2 separate regions of the Mus musculus genome follow, and region 2 is linked to region 1. The links are chromatin loops, found by intact Hi-C in ENCODE. Cell type or tissue: gastrocnemius. All regions are shown on one strand.

Region 1 (8,000 bases):
GGCCTTGTGATGTAAACAGACTCACTCCAGGGAGGAGTGGTCCTTTCCTACCGTTTGCCCCTCATTTCCCAGACTAGACATTCTCTAGAAGAGAGTGGGAACAGGGGGGTTCAGGGACAGCTGTAAAACTCACTTTGTCACACACTTTATGCAAAAAGCTTTGGCCTGGTCTCTAGGAACTTCATTGTTCTCCTTATGAAAGAGGAAGTCAGGGTTAGGGCTAGCCAGTGACTCAATCTTAAAAGCCACCCTTAAGAATTTCTACATCCTCCAAAAATAAGACCTAGAGATGTCAGAGAAAAAAACAACTTGTCCACGTGTGGATGGATGGCTCTGACTGCCTTCGTGCCAAGCCCCTGGGTGGCAGTCCAGAGCTACTTGGACCACTTAATGGCTCACTCCAGCCTTGATAAAGCCAAATAAACAAGGAAAAAAAATATTAGCTGTAAATGTCAGAGAGGTACAGCAAAAACAGCTTGGTACTCTTTTAGTTACGTGATCCAGATTCTTTTAACGGCTGTGTCATTCTAACCAAAATTTTAAAGGGTGCAGAAACCAGTCATTAGGTTGCTAGAGAATATTTCACACAGCATGTTAATTTATTGCACACTCGTGTGTATGTGTGTGTGTGTGTGTGTGTGTGTGTTAGCCTGGTTACAACTAAGACTCAGACACAGTCCTGTCAGCCATTTCTCAACCCACCCTCAGCGCTTTGAGCTTAGCAGTATTGTAGTATTGCCATTTTGAAGCAGACAGTTTTAGGAGAGAAAGGGCTACCTCACACCTTGCAAGGTTTTAAGCAGCCATCCCTGGCCTCTACTGACTCCTTCTCCCATGATTTTGACAATAACAAATATCCCCAGGTCTTACTAAATGACTCCTGTATTTTTCAAGGAATTTTAAGCAAAGATGTTTCTAAGAAATTATTGGGGGTCAGGTAGATTGTATTTGAGAGGAAATTATGTGGTCCATTCAACCACAGCTTTGCTTTATAGGACTCAAAGTTGTCAGGGTAAAATATACATCTCATAAATGGTAGATCACAAAATGTGATCTTAAGAACCTGAGTGGCTTCTTGCATGGCCACCACACGACAGCAACACAGTGACACAGTCTAATAAAGAAATGGGACTCACTTAAAAGTCACACAGCACTCATTGTAGCAGCAAGCTATGACCGTCTAACTGGGCAGATGCCTTTCTAGTTAGCAGTGTTATTTTTACACGACAGTGAAACTTGCCTCTTTAACTGTGAAGAATAAAGACAACTAGGCCAATTTACTCTAGTCACCTCAGTGATTATTCCTGATACATAGCTGAACCCGACATGTGAAAATCTCACTAAGATTTCATTGAACAGAAGGCAGGATTCTCAGCTGAGCTCCCTCATCTATCTCCATGCACACAGAGAACAACTCTACACACAAAAGGGACTCACCCTTCATGTACTTTCAGGAAGGGCGGAGCCATCAGCAGGAAAAACATCCAGAGGCAAAAGATAAACATGGGGGGAAAGTTGGAAGTACAATATTTACTACTTTAAAGTATAAAGACATAGCCATTGTGTAAATATATAGATTGTATTGTTTGTACTTGATTTTGGCAAAGGAAGCCGAGACGTAAATGTATATATTGCACAGCTGTATTAGAATTGTCTATTTTTTAAAGAGGAAACTGTCCTATTTCTCAACTGATAAGTACTCCTGGTAAGATGTAATATTTGCTGGTTTTAATTAAATGTGTCTTGTCATTTTTCTCTCCACCAAAAGTATATAAGATGGATGTATTTCCTTGTGTATCAACTTAGTGAATTTATCTGACTTCTTAAAAACAATCAAACTGTAGTAATTGACATAAAGAAAAGCCCAAGAGCCAGACAGAAACGTTTTATTTAACTGTAAATCATCCTTTTCATACCCTGTTGTTAAGTATCATTAAAAGTGTTTTGACAGTACGCTGCTCTCTCCTTGGGTTCTTACTGCAACACTACACATATCAGTACGTCTTAGGGACTGCTTTCGCTTCAGCACACATTCAAAGTTTAATTCTAGGCAACTCGAGCTGTCAGCTGCCTAAGTTTCTGTTCTCACAGAAAATGAAAGCACCTGATGTGCTGCAACCTGCAAAGCACAATTAAAACATTTGAATATTAAGTGGGGGAGGGGCTTAAGTGCTTCAAAACTTCAACACACTGAAATGAGCACACTGCAGATTAAAGCTGGACACAGTTACAGACTGCCATCACTGTGTGCATGGCAGACTGCTGCAAAATTCAGGAAAAGTTTGAGGGTGTTGCCCCTCCTCTCAATGATAAAATAGCTCCCAATTAGGTATCAGGCATTCTTTCATGTGGCCTTCTACCTGAACCAAACAAAACCAAACCAAACACTGAAACTGTGTTTAAGATACAATGTTGGAGGGAAGAAAAAGGTTGTTTTGGTTTTAGTTTTCTGGTATTTAAAAAGTTGCATACAAAGTATTTTCAAGATATTCTTTCCCCTTACTCAACTCTTCCCAGATTCTCCTCACCTCCCTACTTATCTGTGTTTTTCTATCTCTCTCTCTCAAAAATAAAATAAAATAAAATAAAATAAAACAAACAAAAGTAGCACAAAAAAGCATGGAATCCACTGTGTTGACCACCACAGGGTCTGCCCTGGAGGGTGGTTGATAAACTGAGTGACACTCCATTAATGTCCATTAATGTCCCAACAGATGTCAATTGCAAACAGTTAGTTGGTCAGGGTGGTCTGCTTCTCAATGCTGGTATTTAAACCTTATCAAAGCCATCATCTGTCCCAGACAGGTCGCTGTATAATTTTATATTTATTCATGTGTAAAAGGTAAGTGACTCCTCTTATTAATTCTATATTAGTATTAAATTAATTAATTATAAATTAATTCCATATTAGTATTAAAAATTATAAACACTTTTTATTATTTTTATTATTATTTTATTATTACTATTTTTATTATTAATTCTATATTATATTATATAATTAATTAATTAATTCTATATTATATTATATAATTTTATATAAATAATTATATAACATATTATATATTATATATTTATTTATTATTTTATATATTTATTAATTCTATATTAGTATTAAAAAGTATAAACACTTCCTTAACAGTCTCTCCCTATTAGGGTGCTATTATTATTATTATTATTCCTTAACAGTCTCTCCCTAATAGGGTGCTATTGTAACTTTTCATTTTTTAATAAGATAGCAATTAAAGATCAGACATTAGGTCTCACTTAAAGACCACTCCAGCCTTATAGAATGGCTACAATAAACTAAACTTTTTGATTCAAGTCAATACAGGATTTAAGTCAGTCACAATTATAGCCCTGCATCTACTGCCCTCTGTTGGATGATCCAACTAATTACAACACACAGTAGTCTAGAATTGCTTGCCCAATTAAATTTAATCAGATGCTGGTTCACATCTGTATGTGGTACCACTTCCATGTCAAGTGTGTTCCATTTGAGACACAGTATGTGAAGCCAACAGCACAAGTATTCATTCGGTAAGTATTTGAGAACATACTATAACCTCATGCACTGGTTAGGCACCTTGGTGAACCTCGTGCAGCTGAGGCTAACGGAGGTGATAAGCTACTGCATGCAGTACTTCAGGTAGCATTAGGTACCGTAGCAAATATGAGACAGAGGAGATGGACGGGATTCCACTTTCATGCAGGGCAGTCTGTGAAGGCTCTCTTTAGAGATAACATTCAGAGACTAGAAGAAAGAGAAGCAGGGCACATACATCTCAGAGGGAAGACTAACCTAGGAAAGGTAGGTGTAGCCTGCCCACACCAGCCTCAGCAAAGCAGCAAGCCTGGAGCAGAATGGGAGCTGGGAGGAAGGCTACTCTGTTGGATCGCAGAGGTAACTCTGGGACCTGGGGTCCCAGTACCTGTGAGAAGCTCTCACTAGGAAGATGTGTTAGGCTGGAAGTGGTAGAGGCAGAGGCAGCGTGGCCATTAGGTGATGCCTGTAATCCACGAGGCCTGGACTATGAAGGGGGAGTAAAGAAACGAGATTCAAGCCTCACCCAGACATCCTGTTAGCCCAGGCATTCACACTCAAACTGTCAAAACCAGGACCCAAATGACGGCTCTGTAACCACTTCTCTCAAAACATTCTGAAGCCATATTGTGACCTTGCATGACCTTACTCAAAGGATAAAAATCTAGAGGCTCTAGATGCCGTCAATGAGTGGACATCTGCTACTGTCTCGTGTGCAGACAAGAGCCTGTCCATTCTCTACCACTCAAGGCATCTGGAGCATACACATGAGCATACACATGAGCTCACGATGGTCGTGTTTCCTGCGGGAAGTCTCCTCAGAACCACAGCCACAGTCCAAAGGGAGCAATCTGTAAAAGACGCTGCTCCTTTTTAAAACTATTCCTCTACCTGCTTTAAGAGCAAACTGGCAACTACTGCGTGTCAGGATGACGTCAGCCCCTTCATCTCTCAGGAACCAGTTCGCTCTGCCACTCCTGCTACGGTAAGGAATAGTGGATCATCTGTTGGATTCCAGTGCTGGGCCCTGCAAACTTTCAACGAGGTTCTATTCCGGTTCTTCCAGCACGTCTCAGGTCACATCCTACATCTGCGTGCCAGAGACTTAAAAGCACAGGCTGGGTCCCACACTGTATAAAGCCTACTTAATGATAGAACAATTCTTTAAAACCATTTCTAACTGCTCTATGTTCTTTAAAAACATGATCTTCAATAAGGTCCTTTTAAAGAACATTTGAATAGGACAATCTGTTTGTTGTTGATTGGTTTGTCTTTGTTTTGTTTTGTTTTGTTTTGTTTTGAGACAGGGTTTCTCTGTGTAACCCTGTTGTTCTGGGACTAGCTATGTAGACTATGATGGCTTCACACTCTGAGATCATCTCTAATGCTAATACTAAAGGCATGCACTACCATTCCCAGTTCTAGTAGAGGTAGCTTAAAAATTAAAAGTACCTTATGTGAACATTAAAAGCAACATATCAATGCCACAGCTGTGAAGTCCTAATAATATACACAGGTCTACTAACTTTATCTGTTTTCAGGTGTAGAGGAAGTGACTCTACCCCGAAGCCCTTGATCCCCCACATAAAGAGCAAGGCTCGGAGGAAGATCAGGAAGGTTCTAGACTGAGAGAAGGCTGAGGCAGACAGATGGCCATCGATCACTACGGGAGGGGAATAGGGCTCTTTCTTCCTTCTCAGTGTCCTATGTACCCAACCCCTAGGGATGAACCAAGAACACAGACAAGTAACCAGGAGATTCCTGAAGCTGCACAACTGTCCTGTCACTCACAGCCACTCAGGACAGATGATCTTCCCATGACAGTAAAGGTGGAGGGCAGGGTTGTCAGAGCATAGGCAGTCTGAAAACAGTCCTTGAATATATGCGCTAATTAGGTAAAAATGTGTTTTTCCTGGATATCACAGGAATAACCTTTCAAAACAAGAGAAAATCCTTTCAATCTAAGTGTTTAAAAGTAGTTTTTATTCTCATTGTGAGCAAGGATAATTCTATGACAATGAATATGTGTGTGTGTATGTGTATATATATTCACACAATTTATCACATATTTTGATATTATATATTTATTATATATATATAAATGCCTCAGCAACCCTGGAACTGGACTTACAGACTAGTGTGATCTGCCAAGTGAGTGCTGGGAATTGAACCTGGGTCCTCTGGAAGAGCAGCCAGTGCTCTTAACTGCTGAGCCATCTCTCTAGCCCTGCTAGTATTTTAGTTCTTTCTGAGCTTAGAATGTACCTTCAGTCTTCCCAGTGAACCTGTCTGAGGTGATGGACATGTTAATCGTCTGGGTTGTGACGATCTCACCACAACACAAGCATCACGACACCACATTATAGAACCTAAGTGTATTTCACTTGTCAAATATATGTCAATAAAGCTGGAAACACAAAGTGTACGAGATTTGTATATTCAAACCTGCCATGATAAATTCACCAATCAAAAACTGGATGCTTAGTATAAATATCTTGCAGAAAATTTAATTTGTTTAGTCTTAACTTCACACAGGCTATTGTTACATAAACATTATGAAAACTATCTAAACTACTTTAACAAATAACTGCACAATCTCCTCAAGCAATTGTGGGCCAACTTTTAAACATACATCATTTTAACATAAACCACCTTGTTGCTAGTTAGTTTTATAACAATTTTATGCTAATTTGTACAGTGATGAGAATATTGACAACTAATCCCTTAGGTTATTATCATTGACTAAAAAGGAGACAGGATCTATTTTTAGACTGTTTAAATCATGATTTATTTAGATTCACTTTTACATTATGTAAATGAGTTTCTGATTCTGCCAGTTTTTTGGTAACACATGCCTGATAGTGATGCTCTCAGTACACTCTGGGACAGCAAGGTCTTCCTGAGACAGCTGAAGGTAAAAGGAAGGCTGCAGCGCACTGCGAGCTGGTTAGTTAGGAGTTAGTCACAGAAGGCTGAGTCTATTGCAGACATCTTATCACAGGTTTAAGTCAAGCCCTTTCTCCCCATCTTTAAGTCCTAGGCAGCCCCTCATCCCACACACTCATGCACTTGGCTATTCTCCGTTTGTGTTAGCTATGAGATTATCAAATTTTAGACTTAGCGCACCACACTTGACTAGTCACCAGCTGCCCAGAAGCACTCTTTGTTTCTTTTCCAAGATGAGGTTGATTCTTCATATATTTCCTAAAAACCAGAACGAGAGCAGGTATTCAAAATGCATGTTAATGAGAATAAAATACTCTGAACAAATGAGCCCAGTAAATAGCACATCTATATGTAGATGTGCACTCTTTCTAACAACATAAGGGACATGAGGCACAGAGAACACGGACATAAATACATGTCCCCTATGCAGGCTCCTCTAACTCCAATCAGGAGGTGACAGACCAGAAGCTGTCACAAGACATGATGCAGTTACAGAAGAGGATAAGCGGAATGCCTTTAGCTTTAAACTGTACTTCTTCGCAAACGCACCGACTTGAACATCACTAAGAGAAAGGGTGGACTGGATTCCCATCAGTCATGAAGCTACATGAGCACAGGGAAGTGATTAGAGAGGCCTGTGCTTCAGTCTGGTAGGACCTCTGTGCAGTGCCCTAACCTGCCTACAGCCCCTTTTCCTGTGTCTCAGATGATCTTCACATGTGGGCTAGGCAAAGAATCCGACCTGAGCTCTGAACAGGAAGTAGAAAGCCAACACCTCTTGGCTCGATCTCATTCCTGCAGTGGGATAAACCCAAGTGCTAAACTGCTGAATTTCTTTCTGGGTTTCCTCACAGCAGCTATTGAAATCTTTGGTGTGTCGGGTCTGCGCTGCACCTCATGGGGTAGGTCACCAGTGTCCTGTTTGTTCCCAGACAAGGTCCGGGTTCCCTGCTCTGTCTGCCTGCCTCTGAGCACCCGCACTGGCCCAGCCCTCCAGGCATAAAGTGAGAGTGTGTGCCCACTCACTGCCTGCTCTCACTTCAGGGCAGAGCCTCCTCTGAGGTTCTCCCTGTTATCCTCTCCTCTGCAGAAAAGACAGCTATTGTTGCCATCTGGCTGGAACCTTGATTGGAGCAGTCTCAACCCCTTCCCCTTGCCTGGGCTTGCCTCACATTCTCTCAGAACACGAGCTCCATGGACACATACCCTACCTTGTAATTCCAATGTAGTTCCTAAAGTCTTTAGCCCACAGAGAGGATCAGGTTTTACTCAGAAAATACGATGCCCACTAAATTTCACAGACCATGGTCCTGCTTGCTCATCTTTCCCACTGACTGAGGCAGCCACTGCTTTCAGCATGGTCCTGGCCCTGTGTGAGCTTCTTCCAACCTTGGAGCTGCCATTAGTTTCTTGGCTTTGGAACAGCCACACTGCTGAGGGCCACTTGGGCTCTTAGACTCAGATGCATAAGTACACATTCGCATGTGCAGAACTGTCCCCCAATGCTGCTACC
Region 2 (8,000 bases), 100 kb before region 1:
TCATATCCAAAGTTTTATAACAAGCAAGCTCACATCTCTGAAAGACAATTGTAATGGCAAGTATAAAGTGCAGAGAGAAGACAAAAATGGAGGAAGTACAGAAATTATGAGAAGACTGTTGTCTTAGGTATTGTCCTGTTGGGGTGAAGAGATACTATGACCACAGCAACTTAGAAAATAAAACATTTAATTGGGAGCTTGTTTATAGTTCAGCGGTTTAGTCCATTACTGTCGTGGTCTGGAGCAGGATGGCAGGTAGACAGGAAGACATTGTGTTGGAGCAGTAGTCAAGAGCTACATCCTGAAGAGGCAGCAGACACACAGAGAGAAACACTTGACTTTTGAAACCTGAAAGCCTACCCCAATGACACACTTCCCACACCAACAAGGCAACACCTCCTAATCCTTCTAACCTCAGACAGTTTCCACTCCCTGGTGACTAAGCACTCAGATATATGAGCCTGTGGGGGCCATATTGATTCAAACTGTCATCTGATAAGAAATCTTACAAGCAACAGGGCTCATGGCACAGGGTGTACAGAGCTGGTTTGGTAATAAGGTGTCCTAGTGGTAGCCCTGAGGAAGAGAAGGAGAGAGGTTTCTAGAATGGTGGTTGTATTGTATGAAATAAGCAAGGTGACTTAGAAGAGAAAGGATGTCAGAAAGGAACATGGGGAACTGCTTCTGGCTCCTCTCTCCCTCATCCAACAAATTCTGGTCCAGCTTTGAGAGAAGAGAAGACCTAGGAAAGCCTCTTCCATCCACCATCAGTTTCAGATCCAAAGACCCGTCCAAGTGCTCAGTGACGGCAAAATTACGTTCACAATAATACTGAGCGGTCAGTCGCCTTTGCCACTGACATCATAAGACAAATATTGAGTGATGGTAATCAGCGTGGAGGGAAGCAAGGGACCAGTGAACTTCAATGCTGCAGAATATGAAGAGGCCTTGATGTGTGTTCAGATTTCTTAACTAGTTTTAAAGAAACTGAGTTTCCTTTTTCTAATCCTCCATCCGCAATGGAACCTCCCTGCCAAGATGAAGATTTCACACAAAACCTTTTACTGGGAAGATCGTTGGTCTCAAGACTGAAGTCTCTGACACTACACAATATGGAAAGGGCAAGATCCAGGATATGGAAGGGATCCCCCCTGATGAGCAAAGGCTGGTCTTTGCTGGTAACCAGCTGGGAGATGGGTGTACATCAGACTGCACTCAAAAGGAACTCACCCTGCATTCTGTGCTGAGATTTCCTGAGTCTTACACCAGTCCTAGGAAGAATAAGCAGCAGACAAAGAGGGGTAAACTGAAATGCTGGAGAATGGACGAAAATGGCAAACATGATCACCTTTATCAAGAGCATCCTTTGATGAGTGTGGAGCTGGGGTTTTTATGGCCGTCCACATTGACAGACGTTACTGTGGCAAGCATTCTCTGTTTAACTGCTCCAACAAACCAGGAACCAAGTGATAGTGTATGAGTTAGCAAGAAGTCAAGAACTAAGGACCATTGGGGGGAAAATACTGCTTATTAAATTTTTATACAATTTTAGAGGATTATGTAAAATCATCACAGGTTTAGAGACTATATAGTTCTGTGTTACAATACATTAAGCCTTATGATTTAACTCAAAGGACATGCAACAACAGGGTCACATGCTGAGCCAGATATGAGAATTAACATGTCTTTTTAAAAAGACAGATATTAGAATAATTAACAAAAATATAGAGCAATGCCATTCTTTTGATTTACAATGAAAAAATATTTTCTTAAATATATGACATTTCTGCAAATATGTAATAGTTTCTGGTATTAAAAATTAATACACAAATATCTGAAAATTCTCTGTTTTAATATTTTATATGGTAAATGTAATTTTTAAAAGTTCTTTAATAGTTTGAATGGCATAAAAAGGACCTGAGGCTACAGTGGGAAAGCCCAGCCCTTGCCTATTTCCTGACGGGGATGTGGTTTCCAAACTAACTAACCCAGGCAAGGTATGTGTTAGGTAAGACTGCCAAAATTATTTTCTTTCAGCTCCTTCATGCTAGTTAAATATTGTAACCCACAAATTTGCTCTTTGTTTCCTAACATTTTTGCCTGCTCTGAAAGAAACTCTACAGCCCCTTATCTGACCTGTGTCCAATAGCAGTATGGTGCTCATTTATCCTGTTCTAAGAGCAACACGCCCCCAAAAGATATGCTTCCTTCTCACCAACTCAGTCAAAACACATTACGAAGAGCCACCCTGCTTCCCAAACAAGAGTCTGCTGCAAACAGAACTCACATTTCAGTGAGTCAGAAGGGAACAGGCAGATAGTCATCTCCTTGAAACCTGGCAGGCTTCCTACCAGGAGTCTGAGCTGCCCGGCTGTGTGTCAGGGTTAGTGAGCAGTCACCTCAGAGCTCTCTGGTCTTACTAAGCACTCAGAGCACCGAAGGTCAGAAGTGTCTTTTAGGGTGTATAAGTAAAGAAATAGTGGGTGAGTGAGGCAGCCTGGGGGCTATGAGGTTCGAGGGTGCTGAATATAGGACATTAATCATAAGTTCTAGCGGCCGGTGAGCTCCAACTTGGTACCGTCATGAGTCTAGCTGGTCATCCAGTCTAGCCTATTTGGCAAGATCCAATCCGGTGATAGACTATCGCAACACAAAAGGTGGATGGTTGTAGGGAATAACACTTAGGTTTGTCCCCTGGCGGGCATACATGTGTGTCTACACAAACACACACATCAGCACACATAAACCTGCACACATATGCACACACACAAAGAAGTAGAGGTTCCAGTTCTACCTACCGTTTTATAAATAGGTTTAAAGCGTTTGGCTTTTCCCAAGTGGCTACGTCTGTCCCACCTGGAAGTTGCTCGCTTGCTCTATGGACCTGGGGAGTCCCTTCTTGCTCAGAGGCCTGCTCCCAAGAGATTTTGAATGAGCAATAGCCATTAGACAAGCAATTCTTTATTTTACAAAACCTTTTGAGTGCTTCAGAAAGTAGGCACTGGAATAATTCTAGCCTCATCAATGGGCAGGAACCTGCGGCTGAGCTTCTACGGATATTGGGTTTAAAGACGATTAAAAGTGCATGTTCTATTTCTTGGATTCAAAAGTGAAAGACCCAGATGAATGCTGTCTTTCCAGAATCGGAAAGTTTGGGAAATGGCAAGGCACGAGCTCAGGAGGAGAGATTCTCAACCCGTGGGTTGCGACCCCCCTTCCATCGGTGTACCCTAAGATATTGGGAAACACAGATGTTACATAACAATTCAGAATCAGAGAAGTAGCAACGATAATAATTTTAAACGATAATAATGTTGAGGTCACCACAACATAAAGAACTGTGTTGAAGGGTCGCGGCACTAGAAAGGTTGAGACCCACTGCATTTGAGCCCCTGTCAACTCTTCTCACCTGTCCTGAAATAAATCAGGTAAACTCAGTGATCCAACTCCTCATCGTCTCAGAAATGAACAATCCCCACCCCCCTCTCTCTCCCTCACACCCCTCTGTGGTGCAAAAATAGTACCTCAGGGATAATCATAGCTTGAGAGCAGCTCTTTCTGATGACTTAGTGTCGAACCTGGTCATTCCGAGCTTATTTCTGTCCCTTTCTCCACCCACTCAGGAAAAGCAGAGAAGGGCACACACTGTTCAGGTCCCCTGGCTCTTCTTCTGAGTTATTGAGGGCTATGGCTTGATACAACTGCGTTGGGGGGTGGAGGGAACTGCCTAGGAGTTAGTTTCCTGTGGACAGAGGACGAAGAGATGTTGGTTGTGGGTGGATCCTGAGCTCTTGGGTCTGGTGAGCTAGAACAGTTTGGTACAGGTAGGAAAAAGCCACCGGGCTGGAGTCGCGTCCGCACTGTCTGTAAGATGCCGAGGGCTCCGTGGGCGTCCATGGATCTTGACTCCTTTTTCAGAGCGCTGGAGGAGCCACAGACGCTGAGGGGCTGGGCTCCGTGGGGCGTGGCAGGACAGATCCGGAGTTTGCCCAGGCTGGAGGGGCAGGCAGGGGCGGTTCCTAGCTCAGAAGCTGCAAGCAACTTTTCCTTGCTCTCATTCAGGCTGGAGAGAACTCCTCCGTACAGTTTCTGGAAAGTCTAGCCTCTGGGAGCCCTGGATCGAGGATACTGTGTGCACCCCCAGAGCACTTTAGATTCCCCAGCGCAGACCCAAGATGGGACCGGGACAGGCAGGGGGCGCGCTCCTGCTGCGGCTGCTAATGCTAGTTCAAGGTAAGTCTGAACTCCACTGCGCGTCCGCGTCCGAGGCTGGAGAGACCCGCTTTGGTCCTAGAAGACCAGGGAGGGATCGAGTGCTGCTCTGGAGCTGGCGATGTCTGCTCTGCATCTATGTGGACTCGGGATCCAGGCTTCGTGGAGCCACTTGAACAAACAGGACAGACAGACAGACACAGACACACAGACACACACACACACACACACACACACACACACACACACACACACCCCACATCCTCATTAAGACGTGTTTCACCCGATCAAGCATCCTTCAAAGTCATCTTTCTAAGAGGTTTGGGTTTAGAGATGTTCTCACACCCACAGATTTGGAGCGTTTGTGGGTGGCCAGCAGACCACGCATCCAGCCTCCCAGCTTCCCGCGGATCCCCAGCAGGTGCTGAACTAGCTCTGAACCAGGAACCGGGGATCCAGCTCTGGGCTGCAGCATGCAGCTCTCAAAGGGTGGCTTTGCAGGAAACTTTGATGTGTATTTTTCACCCCGCGCGCACAATGCCCCCTATTCTTATTTCAGGAAGGAGCACTGGTGTTTCTTTCCATAGGAGGAAGAAAAGCCAATCAACTAGGCAGAGGGGGCACTCTTCCTTCCCTCCTGCCTTCCTTTTATTGTTGTAATGTCCTTCAAAGAAAGTAAATTTAGGCTGGTTCTCTCCACTCTCTTGATCCACAAGGCAAGGGGATTAGCTGAGACTGGTGCCAGGCTGCCTGACCTGACTTCCTTTGCATTAAGTAAGGAAGGAGAGTGGGGAAGGCAGGCTGCTGAGAGGCTCAGGAGAACTTTCTCTCCACCTTTATCCACAGCCTGGTCATGCCCAAGATGAAGGATTTTAAGGTAGTTGAGGGGAGATGGGAGGGGACGGTGTGTGTGTGGGGGGGATTGCATTAAACAGCTAACAAAATAGCAAAGTGGTCACTGGATGTCACTTAATTTTTACAAAGAAGGAAAGTATTCCTTTTTTTTTTTTTTTTTTTTCTAGACAGGGTTTCTCTGTCTAGCCCTGGTTGTCCTGGAACTCACTTTGTAGACCAGGCTGGCCTCGAACTCAGAAATCCGCCTGCCTTTGCCCCCCAAGTGCTGGGATTAAAGGTGTGCGCCACCACGCCCCAGCAGAAAGCATTCCTTAATCTGTGCTTCTCTGAGGTTCATCTTTCTTTAAGGTTGAGGAAAACTAGTCCAGGTTCGCCTTGTGGAATTTTTTGTCTGTTGGAGAAGAGAGAAATATGTCCCTATCCCGATTCTGTCGCAGACACAGAGCACTGCTAATTGTTGGGACGCTAACCTGTGCCCCCATGCCTCACACATGTTCTGCCCTAGAGAAACACAGTTGATCTGAGGGGCCATCGGGTCTAATCTAGGGGTTTAAGACAGTTGGATTGGATTCTGACCTTCAGACTCTGGAACTCTCTCTCTCCTAAGAGGAACTAGAAACCCAAACCCTGGCTTTTCATCTCTTTTTAATTGTCGGTATTATTAAAAGGAGCCATCGAAGCACAGCACCATTTTCTGATCTTTGAAATGTTGAGGCTTGTTCTGGGAGGAGCCCTTGAGAAGGACCTGGGTGGAATGTGTTGCCGAAAGGCATGAAGTCAGGTACCCAGTTTTCTTCTGCAGTTAGTTAATTGGGATGATTCAATGTCAGAAAGCAGACAGGATTTATATGACACCTGTATAAAATGACTCCACGTGTTTATTTCTCTCTTTCTGGTTCAGTTGTTTGTATATCTAAGGACCACATTTTCTCTTTATTTTAATCATCTAATTAAATAAAATCATACAATCAAGTTTTGCCATTTAAGAGAGCAGTGGAGATTCATAAGTGGGCAACATAATTTTGGATATTTTGGGTATCTAAGGTTGAGATGCAGCTGAAAGTTCTAGGTCCCTGGTACTTTAAACTTTCATTTTATCCTCCCTATATGAACATTTTGAACATAGCACTAAACAGACACACTTATTATTATTTATAGATCACAGACATGCACAATTGTGATGCAAATATATACAGAAGTTAAAATGTAAAGGCAAGCATAAATGTGTGTCTCTACACCTTACATTCTCCACAGCACACGGGCAGACAACACTAGACGCAAACTCATTTTGGATCTTATTTTAGCACTTAGATTCAAATCTCTTTTTCCCATAATCCCCTCACGAGTGGATAAGAGGAACAAGCACTCAGTTTTGTTCCATACATATCCCTTTTCATTGTTCACGGGCAGGCCAAGGGTGGAGAACAGAGATCATGTGACACCTAGGAAATATGTAAGTTAAGTGCACATACAGAGAAGAAACCAACTGTACCCTTAACATGGATGGAGTCACACACTCTCCAGCTGGCTCATGGGCCAAGGAATTCTCCATGAGGATTCTCAATCAGAGCTTCTTAACTGCCCTCTGAGAGGTCGACCCTCTTCCTCGTAATAGCCTCCTTCATCTGTAAACTAATCAGTAGATTCCGCTCGTGGTAAATGTCTTCCTTTTGACTTTTGCTTTCCTTTATAAAACCCCACTCCCCTGGTTTGTGTTCTCTTTCTCTCTCCTCTTTGCCATCTCTCCATCTCAGAGGCTCCTTGTCTACCTATTAATTAATAAATAGTGTTGGCAAAGTTCTGTCCAAGTTTTCAGTCTCACCCTCACACTTACGGTTCTGCCAGTTTTTCCTACCCATCTATGCAACGTCTGCCACCACCCAGGTCAATCCCTCATTCTCTCCTATCAGAACACCTGTAACTTTGAACCTGGCCTTCCCATTTTGTTTCTTGTCTTTCTAGTTGATTGTTCTTATTGCTACCTTTCTTTTTATTATTTATTTATTTATTTATTTATTTATTTATTAGATATTTTCTTTATATACATTTCAAATGCTATCCCGAAATTTCCCTATACCCTCCCTCTGCCCTGCTCCCATACACACTCACTCCCACTTTTTGGCCCTGGCATTCCCCTGTACTGGGGCATATAAAGTTTGCAATACCAAGGGACCTCTCTTCCCAGCAATGGCCGACTAGGCCATCTTCTGCTACATATGCAGCTAGAGACACGAGCTCTGGAGGTTCTGGTTAGTTCATATTGTTGTTCCACCTATAGGGTTGCAGACCCCTTCAGCTCCTTGGGTGCTTTCTCTAGCTTCTCCATTGGGGGCTCTGTGTTCCATCCTATAGATGACAGTTAGCATCCACTTGTTCGTAGCAGCCTTATTTATAATAGCCAGAAGCTGGAAAGAACCCATATGTCCCTCAACAGAAGAATGGATACAGAAAATGTGGTACATTTACACAATGGAGTACTAGTCAGCTATTAAAAACAATGAATTTATGAAATTCTTGGGCAAGTGGATGTATCTGGAGGGCATCATCCTGAGTGAGGTAACCCAATCACAAAAGAAGTCATTAGATATGCCCTCACTAATAAGTGGATATTAGCCCAGAAACATAGAACACCCAAGATACAATTTTCAAAACACAAGAAAATCAAGAAGAAGGAAGAGCAATGGGTGGATACTTCATTCCTCCTTAGAATAGGGAACAAAATACCCATGAAAGGAGTTACAGAGACAAAGTTTGGAGCTAAGACGAAAGGATGGAGTATCCAGAGACTACACCACCCAGGGATCTGTCCCATAATCAGCCACCAAACCCAGACATTATTGCATATGCCAGAAAGATTTTGCTGAAGGGACCCTGTTATTGCTACCTTCCTAAAGCAGTAATCTGCGTTATCAATCCACACTCTTACTTCAAAC

The links. Hi-C counts contacts between places; a loop is a spot of excess contacts. Peaks named below come from ENCODE experiments on the same cell type or tissue, not always from the same donor. Only the 100,000 strongest peaks of a DNase experiment are listed, where the experiment ranks them.
Region 2: it touches region 1 in a loop (3-fold over the local background); 11 of 42 quality-filtered maps call a loop at or near these places.

Annotation. Positions count from the first base shown.
Region 1 is chr13:114,827,034-114,835,033 of GRCm38, reverse strand. Mocs2 (molybdenum cofactor synthesis 2) reads right to left here. Exons shown (of 6, transcript NM_001113374.1): 6 at 5,614-6,745. The coding sequence ends at 6,677. It overlaps Itga2 (integrin alpha 2), which reads left to right. Exons shown (of 30, transcript NM_008396.3): 30 at 1-1,953. Among named protein-coding and RNA genes, the nearest start is that of Mocs2, 13 kb to the right of the region's middle. In gastrocnemius, CTCF peaks have their summits at 345 and 3,375 (motif pointing left); no DNase peak of the experiment used is centred here; H3K27ac peaks cover 2,230 bases.
Region 2 is chr13:114,928,109-114,936,108 of GRCm38, reverse strand. It overlaps Itga2 (integrin alpha 2), which reads left to right and starts at 4,009. Exons shown (of 30, transcript NM_008396.3): 1 at 4,009-4,233. The coding sequence starts at 4,176. In gastrocnemius, a CTCF peak has its summit at 4,187; DNase peaks (open chromatin) are centred at 4,013, 4,220 and 4,611; H3K4me3 peaks cover 2,192 bases; H3K27ac peaks cover 1,218 bases.